2 separate regions of the Homo sapiens genome follow, and region 2 is linked to region 1. The links are chromatin contacts, found by Hi-C or POLR2A ChIA-PET in ENCODE. All regions are on one chromosome and are shown on one strand. The core of a region is the stretch at or near the end of the contact, and the rest is flanking DNA. Distances in the headings are between cores, read along the strand shown.

The links. A loop is a pair of places that touch in the nucleus more often than their neighbours do. ChIA-PET counts read pairs that join two places held with the same protein, here RNA polymerase II (POLR2A). Pooled maps may share reads with other maps.
Region 2: a loop to region 1 is called in a pooled map, with 4 times the contacts of the local background. The contact joins the enhancer-like site here to the promoter of SLC15A3 in region 1. A Hi-C loop is called at or near these places in 8 of 37 single-sample maps with no recorded cell type and 7 of 50 pooled maps. POLR2A ChIA-PET finds 5 or more read pairs at or near these places in 2 of 52 experiments (BJ and GM12878).

Annotation. Positions count from the first base shown.
Region 1 is chr11:60,950,021-60,954,968 of GRCh38, reverse strand. SLC15A3 (solute carrier family 15 member 3) reads left to right here and starts at 2,793. Exons shown (of 8, transcript NM_016582.3): 1 at 2,793-3,975. The coding sequence starts at 3,418. RefSeq lists an enhancer at 2,481-2,620 and silencers at 2,801-3,030, 3,351-3,510.
Region 2 is chr11:60,774,284-60,779,381 of GRCh38, reverse strand. It overlaps MS4A15 (membrane spanning 4-domains A15), which reads right to left. Exons shown (of 7, transcript NM_001098835.2): 7 at 2,649-3,777. The coding sequence ends at 3,667. Among named protein-coding and RNA genes, the nearest start is that of MS4A10, 8.5 kb to the left of the region's middle. RefSeq lists enhancers at 3,051-3,680, 3,681-4,310, 4,311-4,942 and a silencer at 3,825-3,944. Within about 2 kb of position 3,826, at least 2 of the 41 ENCODE cell types and tissues checked have a DNase peak (open chromatin) inside an H3K27ac peak, as active enhancers do.

The DNA of each region.
Region 1 (4,948 bases), core at 1,544-4,043:
CTGAGGCACGAGAATCTCTTGAACCCAGGATTCGGAGGTTGCAGTGAGCCGAGGTCACCCCACTGCACTCCAGCCTCCAGCCTGGGTGACACAGTGAGACTCCATCTCAAAAAAAAATAAAAATAAAAAAATAAAAAGAGAAACAGTAACAGAAGCTACAACAAAAACTAAACACCATGTAACTAAACACTATCAGAGCCAAACCACATAGACCTGTGGGTCACGGCCATGGCCCACCAGCTCTGGGGCTCCTCAGTTCTAAGATTCTGCTCTCCAGCTCCCTCCCACTGGTCATCAGTGTTGTGACTCGTGCCCTGGGTGACAGTCATGTCCGCTTTTGGAACATTACTTCCCCTATCTGCAAGAGGCAAGTCACCCCTACCTTCTCCCCAGCTAAATGTGTCCCCAGGACTTTCCCCAGTGAACCAGCCCAGCACCTGGCCCCCTGGTACCTTGGAGATGGAGGCTGGGCAGTAAGAAAGACGCTGGGCTGGGTGCGGTAGCTCACACCTGTAATCCCAGCACTTTTGAAGGCCAAGGCAGATGGATTACCTGAGGTCAGGCATTTGAGACCAGCCTGGCTGACATGGTGAAACCCCATCTCCACTAAAAAACACAAAAATTAGCCGGGCGTGGTGGCACACGCCTGTAATCCCAGCTACTCAGGAGGCTGAGGCAGGAGAATTGCTTGAGCCTGGGAGGCAGAGGTTGCAGTGAGCCGAGATCGTGCCACTGCACTCCAGGCTGGCCAACAGAGTGTGACTCTGTCTCAAAAAAAAAAAAAAAAAAAAAAAAAAAGATGCTGCACTCCTCTTTTCTTTGCTACTTTCCTCTCCTGGGTTTTTCTCTGCAGGCCACACTGCTTTTAGAAGCCTTTCCCTTCATCTACCACCCGCTGAACATCACCGATGGCAGGCCAGCACTCTCTCAGCTCTCTGGGTAAGACTCAGCTCTCTGGGCTAAGTCTGAGCTCATCTGCCAGCCTAGTGATCTTGCCAAGAGAGGAAGGAGCTGGATCTGATGTGATCTGAACTTCGTCACCATACCGTCACAGCTGATGACCTAAGCTTCCTCCAAGTCGAGGGATGGTGCAGCTCCATTGAAGTCTCCTCTTCTCTCCTCCAGGCTCTGCCCACCTCACGAGAGCACATGGTCCTGACTGCAGTGACTGCAGGAAGACCTGGGATGGAGGGCTTTGCTTTCTCACCATCCTCTTGGCCTGGCTTCTCTAACATGTTAAAAACTTACAGTGGCCCACAACTGTAATCCCAGGACTTTGGGAGGCCGAAGCAGGTGGATCATGAGGTCAGGAGTTTGAGACTAGCCTGACCAACATGGTGAAATCCCATCTCTACTGAAAATACAAAAATTAGCCAGGCGTGATGGCACGCGCTTGTAATCCCAGCTACTCAGAAGGCTGAGGCAGGAGAATTGCTTGAACTCAGGAAGTGGAGGTTGCAGTGAGCCGAGATTGTGCCACTGCATGGCAGCCTGGGCGACAGAGTGAGACTTCGTCTCAAAACAAACATACAAACAAACAACAACAACAAAAAATCCCTCGCTTTTTTGCTGGTATCTATAGTGCTTTTTTTGCTGGTATCTATAGCTTTTGTGAGACTCAGTTTATTTAGCTTTAGCTTTCCTGATATTATTATTCTTACAAATTTTGCCTTGGGACACTCTTTCCATTCATTGATTCAGGCAATACTTATTGAGCACCTACTATTTGCCAAGCACTGGGAAGCCATTGAGAATAAAACAGTGAAGAGTTAGAAAAGGTCTCTGATCTGATGGAGGGCCTATTCTACTGGTGCTAACTGAACAAGTAATATGTGCTCTGAAGACATTAAAACAAGACAATGTGATGGGGGATGCTGAGAATCCAGTAGGAAACTACTTAGATGGGAAAATCAGGGAAGGTCCCTACAAAGGAGACATATATGCTGAAACCTCAATAAAGAGAAGCAGCCAGCCATGCAAGGATATGGAGGGAGAGCAGTTATGGCAGAGGGGTCAGCAAAGACAAAGGCCCTGAGGCAGGGAGGAGCTTAGCATGGAAGGGGAACCTGGGAGGCCGGCTGGCTGGACTTGAGTGAACATGGGGCTGAGATGAGATCAGAGGAGAGCAGAGGCCAGATCCCCCGGGCTCCTAGGTCAGGGTGGGGCTGGTGCTTAGGAGTTCTGAGGCTGACTCTGATTTAGTCTGAGGTCGGTGTCCCTCTCAATCCCGACTCACTTGTGGTCCTCTATGGCCCGCAGGCTTGTTGAAAGTGCCCCACTTCCTTCCTCACAGCAGCCTCTGTGCAATCCGAATTGCGCTGTGAATTTCCCTGCCACTCAGGAGCCCGGGGCAGGGCTTCACCCCTAGTTCAGTTACCAGGAACCAATCTTTCTCCACCTTCCTGCCCTAGCCCCACTGGGTCTGTCTCTGCATCTGTGAAATGGCTGAGTGTGACCAAATGATGCAGGTAGCCTTTCCACTTCTTTCTACCCGTGGCGCCTCGGGTGGAGGCGTGGAGTTTGATTGGAAGAGGGTAAAGCAAAAGTGGAATCCTGGCGAGAAATGAAACTGAAAGAAAAAATTCCTCCTGGAATTTTTTGGCTCTAAGGAGGCCAGCAGCGGGGGTTTGGGGTAGGAGGCAGAGGTAGAGAAGGAGGGAGGTTTTTAGAAAGCTGACCGGGCAGGAGCCCTGTGACCCAGGCTTTCACTTCTCCTAAACACCCAGTAGCGCCATGTGATGCAGGCAGGGGACTGCGGATAGGGCCTGTGAAAGGGGAAGCGAGGGGAGCCCAGAGTTTCTCAAGAAGCCGAGAGAGGGACAGAGGCTGAGCCTGGGGGGAGGGCTGCAGGGGACTGAGAGGGGAGTGTAGGCAGTGGGGGTGAGGGGGACAGGGAGGAGGTGGAGAAGACGGCAAGGGGCAGCAGGGTGACTGGGGCAGAGGGAGCCCCCACCCCACGCCCAGGGCAGGCCAGGAGTCATAAGGAGAGGGGACAACAGGAAGGGGCGACAAACGGGGAGGGGAAAGGGAGGCGGAGGGGCAGCGAAGTGAAGCAGGGAGGGTCGCAGTGTGAACAAGAGTGCGAGGAAGGGTCAAGGTGGAGGGAGGAGAGGGGAGAGTTAGGGAGAAACAGCTGCAGGAGAGGCGCGGGGAGGAAGCCTTAGGGGTGGGGGAAGGGAGAGGGGAGTTGAGAATTAGGGAGGAGGTGGTAGAGTCCGGGTAGTGAGCGGAGGGACAGGAAGGGTAGGGCAAGAAAGGGAGAGGGGACAGGAGGGAAGGGTGGGCCAAAGCGGTGAGAAAGGAGGGCCAGCCAGTTGGGTGGGGGAGAGGGCCGAGGCCCGGGGGCAGGAGTGCAGGGCTCTGAGGCGGGGAGAGGAGAGGAGAGAAGAGCCGCGGGGGGCCCAGCCCGGAGCCAGGATGCCCGCGCCGCGCGCCCGGGAGCAGCCCCGCGTGCCCGGGGAGCGCCAGCCGCTGCTGCCTCGCGGTGCGCGGGGCCCTCGACGGTGGCGGCGGGCGGCGGGCGCGGCCGTGCTGCTGGTGGAGATGCTGGAGCGCGCCGCCTTCTTCGGCGTCACCGCCAACCTCGTGCTGTACCTCAACAGCACCAACTTCAACTGGACCGGCGAGCAGGCGACGCGCGCCGCGCTGGTATTCCTGGGCGCCTCCTACCTGCTGGCGCCCGTGGGCGGCTGGCTGGCCGACGTGTACCTGGGCCGCTACCGCGCGGTCGCGCTCAGCCTGCTGCTCTACCTGGCCGCCTCGGGCCTGCTGCCCGCCACCGCCTTCCCCGACGGCCGCAGCTCCTTCTGCGGAGAGATGCCCGCGTCGCCGCTGGGACCTGCCTGCCCCTCGGCCGGCTGCCCGCGCTCCTCGCCCAGCCCCTACTGCGCGCCCGTCCTCTACGCGGGCCTGCTGCTACTCGGCCTGGCCGCCAGCTCCGTCCGGAGCAACCTCACCTCCTTCGGTGCCGACCAGGTGAGTGGCAGGAGGCCTGCCCCGGCATACTCCGGCGGGTGTGGAGGGAAGGAGGGCTGGCCCCCAGCGTGACCTGGGACAAACCAGGTCCCCTGCCTGCACTAGTTTCCTGATTTGAAAGAAGAGGGGGGCTAGCCCTTGCAAAACCGATGGCAACCGCAGTGGGAATAACCATGGTTGTTTTTTTGTTTGTTTTATTTTTTGAGACGGAGTTTCACTCTGTCGCCCAGGCTGCAGTGCAATGGCGCGATCTCAGCGCACTGCAACCTCAGCCTCCCGGGTTCAAGCGATTATCCCTCCTTAGCCTCCAGAGTAGCTGGGATTACAGGGGCCTGCCACCACGCCCAACTAATTTTTGTAATTTTTTTTTTTTTTTAAGTAGAGGTGGGGTTTCACCATGTTGGTCTTGAACTCCTGACCTCAGGTGATCCACCTGCCTAGGCCTCCCAAAGTGCTGGGATTACAGGCATGAGCCACCACGCCAGGCAGGTTGGTCTTTTTTGAGCTACTTGCAGGCCCTATGCTAAGCACTTTCACTGTTTAACTGATTTAATACTCTTCACCACCCAGGAAGTAGGAATTATTATGCCCATTTTACAGAGAAAGACACTGAGAGGTTTCATGGCATTAATCAACTTGCCCAAGGTGACATGGAGGGTCGAGGAGCCGAGTAAAGGCAGCTGGACTCCAGGTCCCACCATGAACCTCCTCTCTGTGTGTTATGGGGATGTGCGGGCAGGGCAGGAGCAAGCCAGCTTCTTCCTACCAGCAGTGCTAGAGGCTGTCAGGCCGACTTGCTCAGATCCCAGCTCTGCCTTTCACTAGCTGGAGCCACATGGGCAAGAACTCATTTATATCCTGAATGGGCTGCCTGGTCTTCTCCCTTAGCTCAACCTCTGAGCCTTTCTCCGTTCCCCCTTGAACAGAGCATGGCACGTAGAAGAAATTTAATAAGTATTTGCTAAATGAATGA
Region 2 (5,098 bases), core at 2,577-5,076, 180 kb after region 1:
TATCTCATTGTAGTTTTAATTTCTATTTCTCTAAGGACTAATGATGTTGAGCACATTTATTGGCCACTTCTATATCTTCTTTTGTGACATGTCTGCTCAAGTTCTTTGCCCATTTTAAATTGAGCTCTCTTTTATGTATTTATTTATTTAATTTTATTTATTTATTTTTTTGAGACAAGAGTCTCACTCTGTTGTCCAGGATGGAGCACAGTGGCACAATCTCAGTTCACTACAACCTCTGCCCCCCAGGTTCAAGTGATTCTCTTGCCTCAGCCTCCCAGGTAGTTGGGATTACAGGCACATGCCACCATGCCCAGCTAATTTTTGTATTTTCAATAGAGACGAGGTTTCACCATGTTGGCTAGGCTGGTCTTGAACTCCTGACCTCAGGCGATCCAGCCACCTTGGCCTCTCAAAGTGCTGGGATTACAGGCATGATGAGCCAGTGCACCTGGCCTACTTATTATTTTTAGGAGTTATTTATATGTTCTGCACATGAGACCTGTGTCAGATATGATGCATTTCAAAATTCTCTCCCAGTATATGTTTTGCATTTTCACACTTACAATGTGATTTTTGATAAACAGAGCTCTTAATTTTTAATAAACTCCAATTTCTTTTATGGTTTTTATGTCTTTTGTGGTTAGTGTTTTTTGCATTTCTAGTTTAGTAAATCTTTGCTTATCCCCAAATAATATTTTCCTATGTTTTCTCTTAGAAGCTTGCTTTGTTATAAAATTTAGATCTGTGACTCATCCTGAATTAATTTTTATGTACGGTGTGAGGTAGGAATTAAGGTGCATTTTTTTCTATGCCAATATCTAATTGCTTCAGCACCATTGATTAAAAAGAACGTCATTTATCCACTTAATTATGGGTGTCTTTGCCATAGATCAAAGGACTGTATGTGAGGGTCTGTTTCTGAGCTCTCTATTTTATTCCATTGGTCTTTTTGTCTATTTTTGGGCTAAAACTATGCTGTCTAAATTATTGCTAAGTAGTAAATCTTGAAATCAGGTTGTTTAAATCCTCCAACTTTGTCTTTAAGTTTTCTTGTATTTTTAAAGATCCTTTGAATTTCCATATGAATTTTAGAATTGACTTGTCAATTTCCCCAAAATAAACTGCTAAAATTTTGAATGGAATCATATTGAATTTATAGATAAATTTTGAAAATCAATGCCATTTTAACAAACTTGAGCTTCTCAGTTCATGAACATAGGATATCATTTCATTGACTTAGATCTTTGTTAATTTCTCTTAGTAACATTTTGTAGTTCTCAGCGTTCTTTTTCACAGAAATTATATCTCTACCTCCCATTTACTCTCAGTAGTGGTAGAAAACTTAATTTTGCCAATTGAGGATAACTCAGTCACTTCCAATGACTTCCAGTCCATAAGCCCTTAGCCCTCATCTGTCCTTGCTAGCCTCTGCTGAGGTATAGTTTGTCCTTGCTGTTCTCTCAGTGGTGGCCACTGTCCCCACTCTTATTTGCTGCTCATATTTGTTATAAAGTTATAGTCTCACGTAATCCACATTGCACATCTGGCCACTGGCCAGCTCAGGAAACACAGAGAGCTTTCTCACGCTTGGACTGATACACTACATGGGAATGCAGGACTATTGTGTCACCAGGCACAGTCCCCAGCCATCTTTATGTTGTGGCTCCATGCTGTCTGAATATGGGACATCTCTAGTGACCTTGTAGTCTCTAATTCCTCTTAATGGACCTGTGGTTTTTGGCCTACACACTTCCTGAGGGATTTGGTCAGCAGAGGAGAGAGGGAAGCAATCCCAGCTTGGGGCTAACCTCTCTCTTTTTCTCCCTCTCTCTCCCCCAACTCCTCCCCTCAGTTCTGAAATGTCTCTAGTCTCCTTTATATGGCAAGAAAACTGGTCCTAAATCTTCAAGTACATTTCCTCCAACTCTATACTTAATGATCTTAAACTGAAAGCTCTAAATCCTCGAGTCTCCTTTCTTGATTGTAAAAGCCAAAGCTTGTTGTACCCCTTACACCAACTCTGCACTGGCATGATCCTGAGAGTGAATGTCCCCTTGAATGGCACCTCCCTTGCCCCACCCTCATTCCAGTGTTGTGGTCACGGCACTTAGCTACCACGTGGACCACCCTTCCTTTGGGAAGACTTCACAGAAGGGGCAACGTTTAAATAGGGCCTTAAAGGAGGAGGGGGAGTTTGTTGGGTGAAGAAGAAGTGAGTGTGTTGAGGAATGCAGCCCTGCCTTAGTTTTGGGGATGAAGAAACAGAAGGAAGGAGGAAAAGGGGTTGGTGGGAAGCACTTAGGTTTGTACTAAGGGGAGACCAAGTGGTGAGAACACGGACTCTGACGTCACATGGAACTAGGTTTGGATCCCAGTTTTGCTCCTAACTAGCTCGGTGGCCTTGGGCATATAATTTAACACCTTTAAGCTTCAGTGTCCTTAGTTGTGGAGTGGGGATATGAAGGCATGTTTGTTTGAACCGAGATGGGGACAGAGTAAGTGTAAGGATTACACCACACAGAGCGAGGCACCCAGAGGTGCCCTTTTGTGACAGTGGGATAGTTACCCAGGTCCTCTGATAAACATGGGATGACCCTTGGAAGCCCCTGAGGTTAAAAAGAAAAAGTCATTGCAACAAGACCAGCTCAAAATTTAAGCCACATGGTTTATTTCCTTCTGTGGTGTGGATGAGACAAGCCATCTCATCTACCAGGCCTGGTGAACACCAGGCTGACAGTGTCTCCTTGTCCCCTGGAGACGAAGCCCAGGTCCTGTGGTAACCTTCTGTGGTAGCCTTGTCCTTGGGCTATGGGGGTGGGGAAGGGAGTGCTGAGAGGCACAGGGAGGTCCCAAACTGCCACTGCTGTGCCCCTGTCGATGCTGACTGTGGTGGTGCCTCAGGAGTGGGCTGGCGGCAGCTCTCCCCTGCAACCTCCCCTCCATTGGGAGATGGTAGGGGGTGGGGGGCGGGGCCAATGCTGACTTCATATTACAGACAAGGAAAATGAGGGTTTCCAGGAAGCAGGGGGACAATGCCTGGCCTAGACCCAGGACTTCAGGGAGCCTGGGGAGCTGGAAGGGCCTGATGAACCTTATCTGGTTCAACACTCTAGTTTCCAAATAGGAAACCTGAGTTCCATGGATGTGGCAACAGATGACAAAGGACAGAGCTGATCTTGGGGCCAGGAGACCTGCGGCCAGGCCACTACCCTGCTGTGAGGCCTTGGCCTGGTATCGGCACCTCTGTGGAATGCCAGAGTCAGACTCTTCCATTCTGGAGGATTCCGGGCTCTCTGACCTTCCCGAGGCCCGAGGGTCAGGGCAGGCCTCGAACCTGAGTCTCCAATGAGGCCAGGATTTCCCCAATGAGCAGAGAAATGCTTAGATGCACAAGGTGGGTGTCCTGGAAGGGTGACAGGGCTCAGGGAGCTGAAGGACACACACCCCTGACGTCAGCCCGGTGTCTTTTAGAAAGAAAGCACTGGGGAAAGTGTGGGAGAGATGTCCCTGGGGACACTTCACTCAGATGCCGGAGTATGTGTAGATGTGGTGAGGGAGGGCAGCTGGGATGGGGCTGGCCCCTGATGAACAAGGTGGGGGTGGGGAGAGGCTGGGCCCAGAGGGAAAAGGCTGGACTCCACCCGCAGGTGCCACATCTGCTACTCAGACGACTCCTTGGGCATATGCCACATTGTCATAGGCAGGGGGCGCAGAGGCTGCCGGGCTGGGGATGTTGAAGTCTGCGCTGAAGGCGTTTGGCAGGAAGATCACAGGCTGCAAAGAAAACAGCACTGAGCGTCCTGGAGGACGCTGGAGCTTCAGGGTAGTGGTTCAATAGTGCCCCCTTGTGGGTAATCTGAGAACAGCGCCCTGGTACTGAATTCCGCAAGTCTGAATCGCATGCTCAGGGCTCTCCGTGCAACCAATATTTCAAACAACATTTACTGGGGCCAGCTATGATCCAGGCATTGGGAGTACAGCAGTGAACAAAACAGACAAAAGTCCCATTTCTCCAGGCGCTAACGTTCTGCTGTTCTTTTTTTTCTTTTCTTTTTTTTTTTGAGACAGAGTTTTGCTCTTGTTGCCCAGGCTGGAGTGCAATGGCGTGATCTCGGCTCACTGCAACCTCCGCCTCTTGGGTTCAAGCTATTCTCCTGCCTCAGCCTCCCGAGTAGCTGGGATTATAGGCGCCTGCCACCATGCCCAGGTAATTTTTTGTATTTTTAGTAGAGACGGGGTTTCATCATGTTGGCCAGGCTGGTCTTGAACTCCTGACCTCAGATGATCTGCCCGCCTCGGCCTCCCAAAGTGCCGGGGTTACAGGCATGAGCCACCACGTCCGGCTCTGCTGTTCTTTCTCTCCCGACTGCCCTGGCCTGGTTCAGGACTTCGCTCTCTCTTGCCTGCACCGTGGCACCAGCCTCCTTGCAGCTTCCTGGCCTCGAGCCCCGCTTGTCCACCCTCTCCACCTTCCGGCACTGGACAAATCCTCTTGACTGATTTCCCTCAACCAGCTCACTCCCCTGCTCAGACCTTCAATCCCCTCACCCTCAATGCATCCCATCGTGCACCTGCCAAGGGCACCCCACCCTGTGGCCTGCATTTGCCTGCCCGAGGCAGCCTTTGCTCCAACTGGTTCCCCTGCCTTGAACACTCCCTCCAGCCCCTTTCTGTCATCACTGTCCTCCATTTTTTTTGGAAATCAAAGCTTAATTTCCATCTCTATCATGCTGCCCTCCCTGATGCCCCTGTCTCCCATGTGGCCTGGGAACTCCAAAAAGTCTCACTCCTCTGGGTGCAGCACTGCCCCCATGCCCTGAGCCTGGGCCTTCTATTCTGCAAGGCTGCCTGTGGGGCTGCACAGAGCAGTGGCCCTGTGGGTGCTGGTGCACCCAGTGCCACGGGGAGAGCAGTCCTGTCTTCACTGACCTGCGAAGACGTCTTTGGTTTTGTTTTGGTTTTAGAGACAGCCTTCCTCTGTCACCCAGGCTGAAGGGCAGTGGTGTGATCATAGCTCACTGCAGCCTCAACCTCCTGGGCTCAAGCGATCCTCCTGCCTCAGCCTCCCAACTAGCTAGGAGTACAGGCACGTACC